Regions from separate parts of the Homo sapiens genome. Here region 1 is linked to region 2. A link is an interaction called in ENCODE POLR2A ChIA-PET data of the cell type or tissue named here. Cell type or tissue: HepG2. All regions are shown on one strand. Links, peaks and the distances in the headings refer to the core of each region. The heading gives the core; the rest is flanking DNA. Region 1 overlaps FZD5 (frizzled class receptor 5). Region 2 overlaps PLEKHM3 (pleckstrin homology domain containing M3).

Region 1 (4,365 bases), core at 366-4,365, 160 kb before region 2:
TAATGGTCCCAGAACCTAAGGTCTTCAATGAGCTATCAGTAGTATCTACTTCAAAAGACCTCAAAAGATTCCCAAATTAGACTGTTAGCTTTACGGAAAAAAAGAAAATCTGTTGCTTTGTCTTCTTAACCTCAATTCTACAAATGTTTACCTGCCACCCCCTAGCTGGTGGCTCCTGTGTCTCCTCGGCATGAGAACTGCCTCTGACAAAGGAGGAGCTTCAAGTGTTTTACACACCTGGTCTTCCACCTGCTCCTTCACTCTTAGGTGAAGATCCTTAGGACCCTCCCTCAACAAAATCATCCCAGCCTCACCCTGACCCAATGTGGCAATGCTTGATGTTGGTCACTGTGACCCACTGCCAAAGCATTAGCATCAGGTTCCAGGACATGCAGGTGTCATGAGGCTCACAGGCTAACAGGCCTCTTGTAATTCCCCTTCATCACCTATTTGAGCCCACCTGTGTTCCCCAAAGCAGCTGTTCCCAACTTACTGCACTTACCCGATCTCCTGACCTGCTCACAACCCTAGTCATGTATCCTCAATCTAGGCTGTGGACTAAGTGGCAACTGCACCTTCCAAAATCTACTATTTCCTCTGGCATTAGATGCCTTCTTTAAAGTAACCCTCCTCATCTAGTGGAGGGGATTCTATCTCTAACTCTAAAATCAACCTTCTATATCCACCCTCCACTACTTTATTCCCTTCTGCTTTAAAATTGCATTCATCTCCCCAGTTTGGGGATGCAGCAATTTTTGTCCAGTTCTTTAAATGTCCCAGTGATTCTCACAATGTGGTCCCCAACCCACCTGCCTCTCATCAGCTGAAAGTGCCTGTGAAAAACAAAGCTTCTCTAAAGGCAGTGTGGTGTCCTGCACTGGATCCTGGAACAGATAAAGAACATTAGTGGAAAATCTGATGAAGTCTGCAGTTGATAGTAATGTGCCAACATTGACTGCTTAGTTTTAACAAATGTTAACGTTGGGAAATGAGTAAGGGGCATACAGAAACTGATTTTGGCAACTTTTGGTAAATCTAAAATTATTCCAAAATTAAAAGCTTATTTTTTTTAAAAAAAAATAGCTTACTGCGCCCCAGAGCTACTGAATCTCAATTCCTGGGGCTGAGATCTGGGAATTGACATTTTTAACATGAATCTCAAATGATTCTTACGCAAATACAAATTTGAAAACCTAATCTCTCCATCTCCTTTCATTCCATGTCTGAACAGCGGCTTCCCCCATTGTTTTACTTACCTTAACTTTGCCTTAATCTGAGTCAATCCTTTAAATCTTTTTAACCCTAAAATATAAGTCTCCCTTTTCACAAATGAGAAAACTGAAATACCCAGAGGTTGTGTCCAGGATCACATGGCACATAAGTGGTGGAGCTGGGATTTTAATTCCTATTAAGTCTGGCTCCCAAATCCATGCTCATAACCACTCTGCCTCTCAACCCTGTTACCATCCATAGACAAGCTAACGAGCTGTGTAACTAAATCACTAAAAGAACCATTGTTACCAGTATTACCCTGGGCCCACCTATTTCTGCAACTTTTTTTTTTTTTTTTGAGACGGAGTTTCACTCTTATTGACCAGGTTGGAGTGCAATGGTGTGATCTTGGCTCACCACAACCTCCGACTCCCAGGTTCAAGTGATTCTCCTGCCTCAGCCTCCCGAGTACCTGGGATTACAGGCATGTGCCACCAGGCCTGGCTAATTTTAGTAGAGACAGGATTTCTCCATGTTGGTCAGGTTGGTCTCAAACTCCCAACTTCAGGTGATCTGCCTGCCTTGGCCTCCCAGAGTGCTAGGATTACAGGCGTGAGCCACCGCACCCAGCCTATTTCTGCAACCTTCTAAGCCCAACAGTCCCTCTCTCTGTTCCAGCTTGTGACTTTGCCCTTTGCCCCCTTTTCCAATGGGGAAAAATGAGTGACAAGAAAGCATGGGGAAGATGTGCTAACTACTGTGTCCCGGACATGTAAGGTACAGTTGCTCTTCTCTTAGGATTCAACTCAACTATATTTTCTAGTCTGCCTCTCCTAACTACCTTATGCATCAATGTAATAAACTTCCTAGTGTTCACCTTGACATTGAATTACACACTCTCATAATGCTAACTTCTTACTGGATTTATGTTGTCTCCTACAAATATTTTAAGCTAATTACCCATGTTCTCCCACATACTTATGTCTCAGAGCGTTGGTGGAGAACACTGACATCCCAGGCATTAAAATGAGGTGGTGTTTGGTAGATGGTGGCTAATCTGCATTTTGCCAAAGCAGCATCAGTAGGTGGTCCAACAATAGTATCTCAGGCTTACTAAGCATCTGTCCAGATAACAGGGAAGAGCCAGCTCAGTCAGTGTTACTGTCTCTTCTGGGCTCCCTGACTTGTATTTAGAGCGCAATACCAAGTTGCAGATCCAACTGCTGGATGACAAAGTTTTGGGAGTTCCTGCCCTCCAACCGGACGCACAAAACAGCATCATCTCTAATCAAATTGGTTCAGTGTAAATGGAGGGTTTATAAAATAGAACGCAATCTCAGGCAAAGTCTCTGTTCTTCCACGTATCTGCCTTCATCAAGTGACTCATGAGACAATCACAGGATCGGCAGGAGTGAGACCTAGGAAAGATATTCAAGTAAAACATGTTTCTTAACTAGTTCTGTTTCTGGTGATTGGAATTTGCTTGATTTTACTTACTAATAAAATTTTTGCTGCTTATATTTTAAGTACATCTGAAAAACCTGATTATGAAGTTAGAATCCGTATTATCTCCTCGAATACTCTTAGAAAGCAATGTCTCTCTATAAAAACATGAGGAGAAAAAGACTTCTACAGCATCTTTTTATTGTCTTTACCATTACTTTAATGCATTTTAAAATTTATCTACATTAATTGGGAACAAAGAAAAATAGACATTTCTTTGTTTTTCATAAATAACTAATCTTCATATTTGATAAAAATCTCAAATGATTATTTTACCTTCCCACAAATATAATACATACAAAATTTTTCTGAAGTAAGGTCAACAAATTAAGTATCTTGAGACTAACATAACCACATACAACTGCTGTTTCTACTGACTCCCAGGAACGAAGCAGAAACAAAAACTCATCAAGCTGCTCTGGGTTTCCTTTTGTAAGTGTTACAGATTCAGAACTGTAATCATGTATCATCTGCCAGTAATAACATATGGATTCAAATTGATTGTCTACAAATAAAGTATCGCTGGCTCTAGTGTAACTTCTGGATTTAACATAACAGTGACTACAGCATGGGATAGGCACTATACATATATGGAAATCATAAACAGTATCGAATGCCCTGGACTTCAACTACTGACTCGGTATGTGCCTCATTTGGCTCAGTAATAAATTCACCTGCACCAAACCCGTATCAAAAGTCACCAAATCTCTCATATATATATATAATATATATTATGTATATATACAACCCACAAAACATACATACTATACATAGTTTGTAACAACATGAAGTCATACTGTCTTAAAATGATGCACTCACAGACAGACACTATCCTGGCTGAAATAAATCCTATTGTCATCAGGCTGCTAGCTTTTGAGAGTCTTGACTCAGGTTAGCTACTTATATTCTGCCTACTCTTCACCCTTCTTTAACGTCTTGGCAGTTCTTTCAGAACCACCCTCCGCAATCCAGACAGATTTGTTTCCCAGGATCACTTGATTGGACTTTGGAAACAAGAAAGAGCATGCAGAGGGAGCAGGCAATTCTTAGCCACTGTCCCTCACACCTGCCTATACGTGTGATGTGCTCTGTCCTGTTGGCCACATTTAGTGTTAGAAAGCAGTTATTCAAAGCTCTGTCCCTCCTACCCCCCTTGGGCTTTCTGTAGAGCACAAAAGTGAAAGAAGCTTCTTTGGCTGGGGTAGCAGTTCATTAAAATATACAACTACATTTCCTAGCTCTGGGGTTCCCATTCTGTACTGGAGAGTGCAGGTCACGGATGCTGTTATTAAGGTTTGGTGTGTGATCCATGAGGTTTTCTCCTGGCAGCCGGTGTCAGGATTAGCGCAGCTCCAGCCCAGGAGGCAACAGCCTAATGAATACCAACTTTGAAACAGTGCTGTCGGCACGTTATTTAAGCTTGTACATGCCCACAATTACACACAACACACACATGGGCCTTGGTCACTGGCAATGGTCATGAGAAAATATGAGAAAGGTTTGCAAGGAAAACCAATAAGGCACCAAGAAAAATTATTTCCAGTCAATTTTACCATTTCAAAATGTGAGAAGGAAAATCATAGAAATTAAAAAGATTTCCTAAAATCTGGTCAGCTAATTCACTGAGAGGTCCCATTAGTTCCTTTAGAC
Region 2 (4,396 bases), core at 221-4,220:
CAAAACAACAACAACAACAAAACCAAGTGCCCTGAGAAAGGGGCACCTTCTGCTAGCTCACATAAAGTTGCCCCATTGGCTCCTGTGAAGGCTGGAGGATTATGCAGAAGGGCAGCCGAGGTGTTGGGTATTCCTAGCATTAGGGAGCTGGAGGATGTGGAGGCATTGAGGGCAAGGAGAAGGGGGAGACTCGGACAGGACAGAGTGCAGAGAAGGACAGGGAGAAGGAGGTCTAGGAGAAATGGTGACCAACAATGCCCAGGAGGCCAAAGAAACAAGGGCCTCAGGAAGTCAAGGTGTCAGAGGAGAGTGCAATCCACAGCCAGCCTGCAAGGGGCCACGTCAGAAGTGAGTGGGCAAAAGGGAAATGGAGACAGTTCTGAGTGCTTAAGATGGGATCTTAGGTGGTAGTATGAACAGGGTTGTTTTTTTGTTTTTTGTTTTTTTTTTTTAGTGAGAGGGCAGGTAAAAAAATTAGAGAGTATGACATTAATTAAATATGCTAGAAGCAGGGAGGGAGGATTAAGGGGCATGGTCCCTGAGGGATCCGGGTAGATCGCTACTGATGGGCCAGAGTCCGCATCTCATAACTTCTACTGATCCTGTGTGCTCTGCACAGAAAGGTGTGGCAATTCCCTGAATCCCAGGCTCTTGGATGCCTCCAGGCTCATCTTCCTTTTGCCTCTTCTCCCCTGTTCACCTCCTGGCTCCTCCTGAATTATGATCTGCTTAAAATAAAAGTTATAGCAGCTAATATTTCCTGAGAGCTTGCTCTGTTCTGGGCATTAAATCCCTGAATCCTCGCACTTTCCTTATGAGGTGGTATTGTCTCCAGGTGAGAAAACTGGCTCTGAAAGCTAACAGAGACAGAAATGAGCTCTGAGCTCAGGCCGTCCAACTTAACGCAGAGTTTATAATAAACCACCTCCATTTGTGTCCTCACTTTTTTCTTTTTTCTCAGTTTGCCCCACCTGGGCTTGGTAACCCAGCTCTAATCTTCAGCTTTGTGGTGAGGCTGCTGCTCCAGGTAATGGTCCCTCCCTCAAATCACTGTACCGCAACTGCCTGAGGGGCGCATTGTAATGGCCTAGCCCAAGCCTTAGGACACCCCAACACATCTTCTGAGGAACTTTGAAGTCGACCTGGTGTTATTTCCTCTAGTTCTACAGGACTCTTCATGTCTGTCTTTTGAGAGAACCACATCTAGACATTCGGCATCCTTTGAGATGAACTTCCTGACCGAGTTACGGATCTAGTATCTGAGACATCGACAAACTCTGTTCTTAATATTTAATTACATGGCCTTGGGGTTAAAACCTCGAATGCCTAGGCCCAGGGAACCACCATAAACGAATTAAATGGGCTGGAGATGAGAAAAACAGGGCAGCAATGTGTTATATGCCAAGTGGCACTGGGTTTGGGGAGACAAACTAGAGCAGAAGAAGTTATGGCAAAGTGGCAAGTCAAGTGTCTAAAGCTGATCTCTGCTACACAGAATGAGGGAAGTTCTGTGTAATCAGAACTCATTTCCCAAGAGAAACCAGAAAGCTTCACTTTGTGTGTGCATGAAAACTCCTGATTTTTTTAAAGTTGGCAACTATTTCACAATTTCAAAACTTTGTGGGGCCATCCCTGTGAGGCCAAACAAAACATGTCTGCTGGCCAAATCTGGCCTTGAGGTGACACATTCTACCGTGCCTGTGTGTGACACATCCTGCTGTTCCTGTGTTCAGCAAGAGCTGAGGCTCTTCCTAGCAGTTCTTAACGTCCCTCCCAGAAATTTCCCTAACAGCTGCTGATCCGGATGTGTCCTGACATTGCCATGTATGCCCAGATTTTCCACAGAGTTCTTCATGCACCTTCATGTGTGGACACTGTAAATAATTCTTCTCATGAAAAGTTAACTAGACCTTGAACTAATTCAGCAGGACCGCCATCTGGGAGTCCTCAGAAACAGTGAATTGTCAGCACTGTAAACATTTTAAGCTTCGGGGAGGACACTGACTTTTTCTAAACTAATCACCCCTGCCAGTCAAGATGTGCAGTGTGGGTTCAAGAACAAGGCGTTCATTTAACAACAATAACAAAAACAGTGAGGATGAATACCGGACAGCCATCATAATGAAAGGCCTAAAAGCAAACTATGACTTCCCTAATAAGGCGACGGCCAAAGCTGGCTCCCTGGCGGTCGAGCGCTAATACAATTAATCAGTCTGTTTTCAGTTTTCTCACGACAGCAATATTAACAGTTTGCTTTATTCTGTTTATATGGTGCTGACAGGTCTTCGGCATGTTGCGCCTACTTGCTGGAGATTAATGGCCACTCTCATATTGAGGTAAAAACCAGGCAGGAAGAGAATGCCTTTTACGACTAGATAAGAACTGGATTCTCTTGCTTTTTTTTGTTCCCCATCAACTCCTCCCTCTTTCAGTTTCTATCAGGGATATATGAGATTAGTTAAGTCCAGCAAGTTCACCTCACTGTTTAAACTCCCCCACTTTAGATGTCGTATCCTCAGGTAAAACAAAGGGAGCCTTAAATATTGATTTTGGATAAACTCATTACATATAAAGGTATTGGTGACTAACTTTGTTTTTAAGAAGTCAGATTCAGCCTGGGCAACATGGTGAAAGCCCGTCTCTACTAAAAATACAAAAATTAGCCAGGTGTGGTGGCATAGGCCTGTAATCCCAGCCACTCAGGAGGCTGAGGCAGGAGAATCGCTTGAACCCAGGAGGCAGAGGCTGCAGTGAGCCGAGATCATGCCACTGCACTCCAGCCTGGGCGATAGAGTGAGACTCTGTCTCAAAAAAAAAAAAAAAAAAAAAGAAGTGTGGCTGGCTGGGTGTGGTGGCTCACACCTATAATCCCAGCACTTTGGGAGGCTGAGGCAGGCGGATCACCTGAGGTCAGGAGTTCGAGACCAGCCTGGCCAACATGGTGAAACCCCGTCTCTACTAAAAATACAAAAATTAGCCAGGCGTGGTGGCACATGCCTGTAATCCCAGCTACCCAGGAGGCTGAGGCAGGAGAATTGCTGGAACCTGGGAGGCAGAGGTTGCAGTGAGCCAAGATCGTGCCACTGCACTCCAGCCTGGGTGACAGAGCAAAACTCCGTCTCAAAAAGAAAAGAAAGTGTGGCCTGGCTGCAGGAAGTATGGACACCCTGGCAAAACTCTTGGAGATTATTTCACTAAATAGTCGTATTTCAGAATAAATCATCCCTGGTTGTTTAGTGGCTAGAAAAACAATTTTTTAATAATTACATTTTAATTAAATTTTTTAATAAAAAAGATTTAAAAAAAATTCAATAACATCCCCCCTCAACTTACCCCTTCCCTCAAAAGCCGTAAAAGTACTATTTGTTACTAGCACACTTTTCTCTGCCTCAGGTTTGAGAGAAATGGTAACCCTAAACAATATTTTAACAACATGTAAGTATAGGAAATCTAAAATAACAAAATTTAAAATAAAGCAGTGCTTCCTCAGTTTCTGTAGGAATCAATGTCTCATTGTTGGCTTGTAGGCAGACTGCTCCACCCATTTTATGAAACAGTCACATGGAGAAGCAAGCACTGTATAAGCAGAAACTACAGGCCTGGGCCCAGCTAGCTTTCCATCCACTCTCCCTTGCTCACTCCTTTCTTGACATAGCAGCAGGAAAAGAGGATTAATTCTAGTAGAGAAAATAACAGGTGGTGGCTTTTAAGTGGAATATTTTATCAAATATTTTTAAAGCCAGATATAAGAACAGTCTAGGATAAGAAAGTGATATTAATAACAATAATAGTATTTACTGTATGCTTAGTATGTCCAAGCACTGTTTTAAGCACTTCAGTTGTGTGAACTCATTTAATTCCCACAAGGGAATGCCTTGAGAGCAAAGTAATAATTTTTGCCGGAAGGGCAGGGTATTTGAGAGTAGAACAATATACTGGGTTAGACTTGGGCAGATCTTGAATTCTATACTTCTATTTTAAATAATTTATCTAATGCAAAGGTTGGATTGAAGAGGGAAGAAATGTTAGGCTAGTTAGAAGGACACGGCAATAGCCTTGAGATTCTCAACCAGGGTAGTGTATTAGAAGTAAAAAGGAGAGGAAAGATTTGAGAGTTATCTCAGAAACAGAACCATCTAAATTTTTTGGACTGATTTGACTGCTCTTTCACTCATTTTCTTATTCACTCAACAACTATTTTTGAGTGTTTTGGATGGGTCAGACATTGCGCTAAGTGAAAAATAGGAAGGTAAGAAAAAGAAGACTCTGAAGATGATTCCCTCCCCAAAACTGAGCTACTAGCTATTACTCAGTGGTCTGAAGTGACACTTAATATACATCCATCCCTCCTTCCATCTATCCATTCAGTACTTACTGAACACCTACCTTGTGCCAG

Evidence for each region. ChIA-PET counts read pairs that join two places held together with the same protein. Peaks named below come from ENCODE experiments on the same cell type or tissue, not always from the same donor. Only the 100,000 strongest peaks of a DNase experiment are listed, where the experiment ranks them.
Region 1: POLR2A ChIA-PET joins it to region 2 with 7 read pairs; 3 of 35 experiments call an interaction of 5 or more read pairs at or near these places.

Annotation. Positions count from the first base shown.
Region 1 is chr2:207,759,747-207,764,111 of GRCh38, forward strand. FZD5 (frizzled class receptor 5) reads right to left here. Exons shown (of 2, transcript NM_003468.4): 2 at 2,852-4,365. Among named protein-coding and RNA genes, the nearest start is that of MIR4775, 7.1 kb to the left of the region's middle. In HepG2, for the core only: no CTCF peak of the experiment used is centred there; a DNase peak (open chromatin) is centred at 1,914.
Region 2 is chr2:207,924,708-207,929,103 of GRCh38, forward strand. All of the region lies in intron 5 of PLEKHM3 (pleckstrin homology domain containing M3), which reads right to left. Among named protein-coding and RNA genes, the nearest start is that of PLEKHM3, 99 kb to the right of the region's middle. In HepG2, for the core only: no CTCF peak of the experiment used is centred there; DNase peaks (open chromatin) are centred at 1,734 and 3,564; H3K4me3 peaks cover 323 bases.